2 separate regions of the Homo sapiens genome follow, and region 2 is linked to region 1. Evidence: chromatin loops called from intact Hi-C (ENCODE). Cell type or tissue: endothelial cell of umbilical vein. All regions are shown on one strand. Links, peaks and the distances in the headings refer to the core of each region. The heading gives the core; the rest is flanking DNA. Region 1 has its middle 60 kb from the start of ZNF621. Region 2 has its middle 280 kb from the start of CTNNB1.

Evidence for each region. A loop is a pair of places that touch in the nucleus more often than their neighbours do. Peaks named below come from ENCODE experiments on the same cell type or tissue, not always from the same donor. Only the 100,000 strongest peaks of a DNase experiment are listed, where the experiment ranks them.
Region 2: a loop joins it to region 1, with 11 times the contacts of the local background. A loop is called at or near these places in 3 of 110 quality-filtered maps.

What each region holds. Positions count from the first base shown.
Region 1 is chr3:40,583,501-40,586,412 of GRCh38, forward strand. No RefSeq gene overlaps it. Among named protein-coding and RNA genes, the nearest start is that of ZNF621, 60 kb to the left of the region's middle. RefSeq lists an enhancer at 458-958. In endothelial cell of umbilical vein, for the core only: a CTCF peak has its summit at 1,218 (motif pointing right); a DNase peak (open chromatin) is centred at 1,241.
Region 2 is chr3:40,919,821-40,922,732 of GRCh38, forward strand. No RefSeq gene overlaps it. Among named protein-coding and RNA genes, the nearest start is that of CTNNB1, 280 kb to the right of the region's middle. RefSeq lists an enhancer at 147-696. In endothelial cell of umbilical vein, for the core only: a CTCF peak has its summit at 1,613; a DNase peak (open chromatin) is centred at 1,601.

The DNA of each region.
Region 1 (2,912 bases), core at 150-2,649:
CTGGGAGGCAGAGGTTGCAGTGAGCTGAGGTTGCGCCACTGCACTCCAGCCTGGGTGACAGAATGAGATTCTGTCTTAAAAACAAAAAACAAAAAACAAAAAAAACTCCAGAGGTGGAAGACAGCAAAGCAGCTTTGCCTTGCTTGAGAGGTAAGTGGGCCACTTAGGAGGGTTCAGAAAAGGAAGGAAAACCCAAAGGTACACTACAGAGTCTTAAACTAACAACGCTGGCAGAAAACCAAACGCCCTCAGGAGTGTCTGGTCGTTCCTGTGACAGCCAGGACTAGGCAGGCCAGAGGGCCCAGATGAGCGCTGGCCTTGCCTGTAGCAGCAAGGCTGGAGGTCCTTCACACTAGATTAAACACAGATCACTTGGAAGGCCCTTGCATGCCCAGCCCCCTCTGAAGGTCACTGATCCTGAGTGTCTGGCACTGAGTTGTAGCTGCGGCCAAATGGGAAGTGCCTGGTCAGAGGTTATGTTGGCATGGTGTTTACAGAGTCAGTCCCTGTGTGCGGAGACACAACCCAAAGCGGCCAGGGCTGGTGGAGAAATGCAGGGCCATCAGGAGATTCCAGAGGCCATAGTGTGATCAGGATGTTTCTCGCTCTACAAATTTTCCTGAGCCCTGGCTCAGGGCCTGGTACTCTGCAGGGGCCTGGGATCAAGAAGCCTCTCCTAACTGCCCAGCAGGGGTAAAGACCCCTGATCCAGGACCACACCCAGCTTGAGGGATGGGAAGATACCTCCTGCCGCCCTACTCCTAGCTTGGCCCTATGGGCCGGGTGTCTTCTGGGCTGGTATGGTCCAGTTTGGGTACTGGAGCTGCAGTTCTATCATTCCATCTTCCCTGAGGAGAGGATCTTGGTGTTGATGGCCAACCGCACATAGGGCCATGGAAGGAGCACCAGTGTCCAATACCAAAACTGGATAAGCCAGTTGCATCCAATGGGTAAATCTCTTAACTTCTCAATTTTTCACCTGTGAAAGGGATTGACGTCTCTACCTTGCAGGGTTAATGGTTGAACGGGACAATGTGTAACGCTGAGGCCCAGGCCCAGCTCAGTCTTCCAGCTATAGCCTGGCACCTTGTAGAGGAGCATTCTCCTGCCACCCTGAGCTGGATGGACAGAAAAAGTCTCCACTGATGAGCAGAGGCCTGGCTGAGCCATTGGCCCCCGGACTTGGCTTGCTTTCTGGCCAGCCTGAGGCTCATGGCCTGCAGGGGGCAGCAGCGGGACGCACCGCCTAGGCCAGGTCTCCTGGCCCGGCTGCTTGGCTCTCTCTGCAGAGTCTGGGATGGAAAGTTCTCCTTTGCGCAGTGAATGCAGCTTGGGTCGATTTGTTTTTAAATGGGTAATGTTTGCAGTTCTTTTATACAAGCCCTTCACATCTGGCATTCAAAGAAGATAATCAGTCTAGACTATCAGACCCGATAGCAGCTTGTATGAAATTTGGGCCCGACTTTGCAGTAAAAGTGCCTCCCTGCTCCACGCCGGCGCTCCCTCCCTCTCCCTCCTTCTCTTCTTGTGACCTTTTATCTCAGCGGGAGCCCTGACTAGAAAGAGGGTTCTGGAAATGTGGTGTGTTTCTCATTAAGTTTCTGCAGCATAAAAGTCACGTGATGCAAAGCTTTTTTTTTCCCCTGTCTCCTGTCTTTCCCCTACGTAACTACAGTAACTCCTGCTGCTTAGGTTCCATTTAATTTGAGATGATTGAAGGCCGAAATCTTGTTGATACGAAGATTAAAAAAAGTCTGTTTCTAGGGTGCTGGTGGTATGTTTGGTTCATTTTTCCTTGGCAGTATGTTTTCCTTGGTGGTATGTTTGGTTCATGTTTCCTTGGTCAAACAATTCCCAATAAAATCGGTCCTCTGCTAGGGACCAAACAGCCCCTTTTCTTTTCTCTTTGCACATCTGTAAATTTCTTTCTTTAAAACTTGAGGCTCTGACTTGGGAGATTTTCATGCTGGGTGGCCAGACTTCTGAGAGGGCCCAAAGGAACCTTGTGGGGCTGTGAGGAGTCTCAAAGCACTAGGAGGGCCACTGCCGTGAACAGCTGCTCTCTTCCCTGCATCTGTTGAGAGACTCTCATCTGAGCCCGGTGGTCTGTGGCAACAAATGGAGACAGAGAGCAAGAGAGAGCGAGAGGTAACGAGAGAGAGAGAGAGCACCATAGGTTCTGACAACTGCTCGAGTCTCCTTTATCTTCTCCTGGGACCAGAGGCTGCAAGCCCTACACTACCTCTCTCAGTATAAAGCCACAGGTTAAAGTTTGTGCAGCTGATGTCTCAAAATAGGCCCCCAGCTTCATGCCTAAAGCACAGTTTCATGAGAGCATGAATTGAGTCACACTTGTGCAAGTGAGCGTTACAGTCACATTGTTGGTGCAGACCAAAGGTCCCTCCCTACCCACTGCTCTACAATGCTCAGCCACTGGCCTCCTCTTCCCTTGGGCCCCTCAGCATGGTCTTCAGCAGCTGGGGGAGGGGCCAGCCTTGCATCTTCCTTTGAAGAACAATGGGGTCCTGGAGTTCAGGGGTCAGTATCATCACTGCCTCATAGTCTTTGAGGGGCAGACTTGCCCATTGGGAGGCAGATCCTCAGGTGATGGCTGTCTCAATACCTGGCTTTTTGCTGACTTTTGTCCTTCCCTTCCCCTCCTGCAGCATCATTTCACCCTCTATTACCAACATTCACAGAAGCCTTTACGATTCAGCCCCACCCGCTTAAGCTTTAGTTCTGAACAACAGAAGAGAAACGAGGAGAAGAGGTATCCATTTCTAGTCTGACTGCCATGAACTCCCTGGGAGACCCTGGGGAGTCCCATCCACCATCTGCGCTTGTCCTTGTCTTCACAATCTGGGGTGGATTTGAGGTTTGCTCAACTCCCTTCCAAGTCAAAGAGTTTGTAG
Region 2 (2,912 bases), core at 91-2,590, 340 kb after region 1:
GGTTGACCACAGTTTGTTCTGCTTAAAATATAGTATATATGTTCTTAAGAAGTCTTGTTACAAAAGTACCCATAAAGACGAGCTTCAGTTGGAGAAGGAAGGGGATTCAGGCCTAGAGACTTTCAAATGCTCAGTAGTAAAGTCCTGTTTATCCTGTGGGAATTTTGATCATGATAATTTTTAATAGCTGCAGAATTAATCTGTAAAACCCAAACATCACTGAGCAGGGTTGGACCACATCTAGTTTTTGCTCGTGGGTTCAGGCCTTTCTTCCCCTTTCTCTGCCAGCAGTTTCATTAGTTTAGGGAGCCAAACCACATGAACAAAGTAGCCTCCTGCATTGAGGGTTGGTCCTAAGAACTGCTAGTTCGTCATTACCAGGCCAGACTAACCAAAGACTTCACCTGAAAAGCTAGCCTTGTCCTTAGGTAGTTCCCTCACATTCAATTAGCATTACAAAAACACATGGTGCAGGGAAAAGGCTCTCATTTCAGTGTGAGTCATCCTGTGGGCAACTTGTGATCAAGGTTTTTCAGCTGTGAGCTAGTAGAGTTAGGTGCAGAGATTTAAAGTCCCCTCATTCTTTTTTCTTTTAGTCAGTTCAGAAGCTAGAATTGGGGGTTTGCAATGCAATGGTAACCCCAAGAATGCATGGCATATTCCCTTAGAAAAGACTATTTAAAATCAGAAACCCAATTGGATGCTTCTGCCAGTATCTACCAAAGATTGATACTTTGATTCTACAGATGAGTCCTGCACACAAAGACGTGGAGACAAGGGGCACAGTTTGCACTGGGGAAGCTCGAGGTCTCTGACTCCACCTCACATGCCAACCATAGTGGGTTGTAGATATATCCCAGAATATATTCATTAATCTACAAATAACTATTGAGTGCCCGTGATATGCCCAGTACTTTTCTAGGTGCTGAAATCTGTGTGCCCAGTTTCCCAGAAATGGTCTGGGTACGGCACCTCTCTTAAGAATCTTTCATTACAGGGAGAGGTGTATGGAACTTGTGAGCTTGGCACTAGTACATGAGAATACTTGTGGCTACAGTGAGACAGAATATTCTTGATGGGAATATTACATGTTCCAGAAATCTGTATGCATAGGCCATAAATTAATTGCCTGATCACCTTACTTGGTACAAATTCCTCCAATTTCCTCTCCCACAACCCTACTAATGGGGAGTTTAAAAAGATGAAATGGCAAAGACACAGTGGTGCCCAGGCCACAGCTGGCCAAAGGTCCTGAGAGTTTTCAAACTGTATTTTGGTTTGGGGTTTTTTGTTGTTGCTGTTTTTTTTTTTTTTTTTAATTGTGAAATATACTTACTCAATTATCAGGCAGAAAGGAGAAGGAGAGCACCCTCAAATGTAGAATGTAATAAAGTGAGGACTAAACTCTGATCTTTTTCTTCTCTTGCCCAAATTCCTATCTAAGGGGACTGGAGAGTCATACCCTACAAACCATAAAATCTCATCAGAGGAGTTTCATTTAACCCTATATAATGTGGCCTGCTTTCCAATGTTGACTCTGGCACAATACCACATGCCAGACAGAAAAACGAAGGAAATCAAAATAATTTATCCCTGAATATGTTTCTTTGTCATATTTTTAAATGGCCTGCATAGCTGTTCAGTGGCGGTAGGTGGGGCAAGGGGATTGCATCTGTAAAGAATATCTATTACTATAACTAGATCTTTTCCCCTTCCAGTCTCTCCCAGTCCTGAAGAGATTAACTGAGAGTCCAACATCTTTTAGAGATCTGAATAGCAAACACTTGTCAACTAGAGTCTCTAAGGGCAGCCACGCATGAGGCTTCATGTACATAACAAGAACCGCAGTCTCCACAATCCCTTATCTTGAACCTGACACTCCTTTCTGTTGATTCCAGGACTTTAGATCATAATAACAATTCTTTCAACCAATTGTCAGCCAGAAACTCTTTGAATCCACCTATGACCTGTAAGCTCACCCCGCCCAACTTAGAGTTGTCCCGCCTTTTGAACCAAACCAATGCATACCCCATATGTATTGATCATGTCTCCCTAAAATGTATAAAACCAAGCTGTGGCCCAACAGCCTGGGCACCTACTCAGGGCCTCTTCAGACTGTGCCTCAGGCCTTGGTCACTAATATTTGATGCACAATAAACCTCTAAAATATATTACAGGGTTTGACTCTTTTCACTGACAAAAGGATAATTTTTGAAGATAAGGACAGGGTTAGGAAGACAATAGGAAGACAATAGATAAGGACAGGGTCAGGCCTTGGTCACTAATATTTGATGCACAATAAACCTCTAAAGTATATTACAGGGTTTGACTCTTTTCACTGACAAAAGGATAATTTTTGAAGATAAGGACAGGGTTAGGAAGACAATAGGAAGCAGGGAAGCACCTGGGGCCAATGGCTGTGGGGAGCACTTAGCTCCCCCAGTCCTGAGGTGGCAAAGGGAGGGTGCGACTACCTGCACGAGAGCTGTGGCCTTTGGGGAAGGACCACAGCATTCGTGTGTGGTTTGGCAGAGAGGGAGCAGAGGGGTAACCTCCCAACCTAATGTTCCCCTCATCCTGCAGTTTCCTGCCAGCACCTCCCATAGCCACACCAAAAACAGGGATGGGCCAGGCGTGGTGGCTCACGCCTGTAATCCTAGCACTTTGGGAGGCCGAGGAGGGCAGATTACCTGAGGTCAAGAGTTCAAGACCAGCCTGCCCAACATGGTGAAACCCTGTCTCTATTCAAAAATACAAAAAATTAGCTGAGTGAAGTGGCGTGTGCCTGTAATTCCAGCTACTTGGGAGGCTGAGGCAGGACAATTGCTTGAACCCAGGAGGCAGAGGTTGCAGTGAGCCCAGAGCGTGCCACTGCACTCTAGCCTGGGCTACAGAGTGAGGCTTTGTCTCAA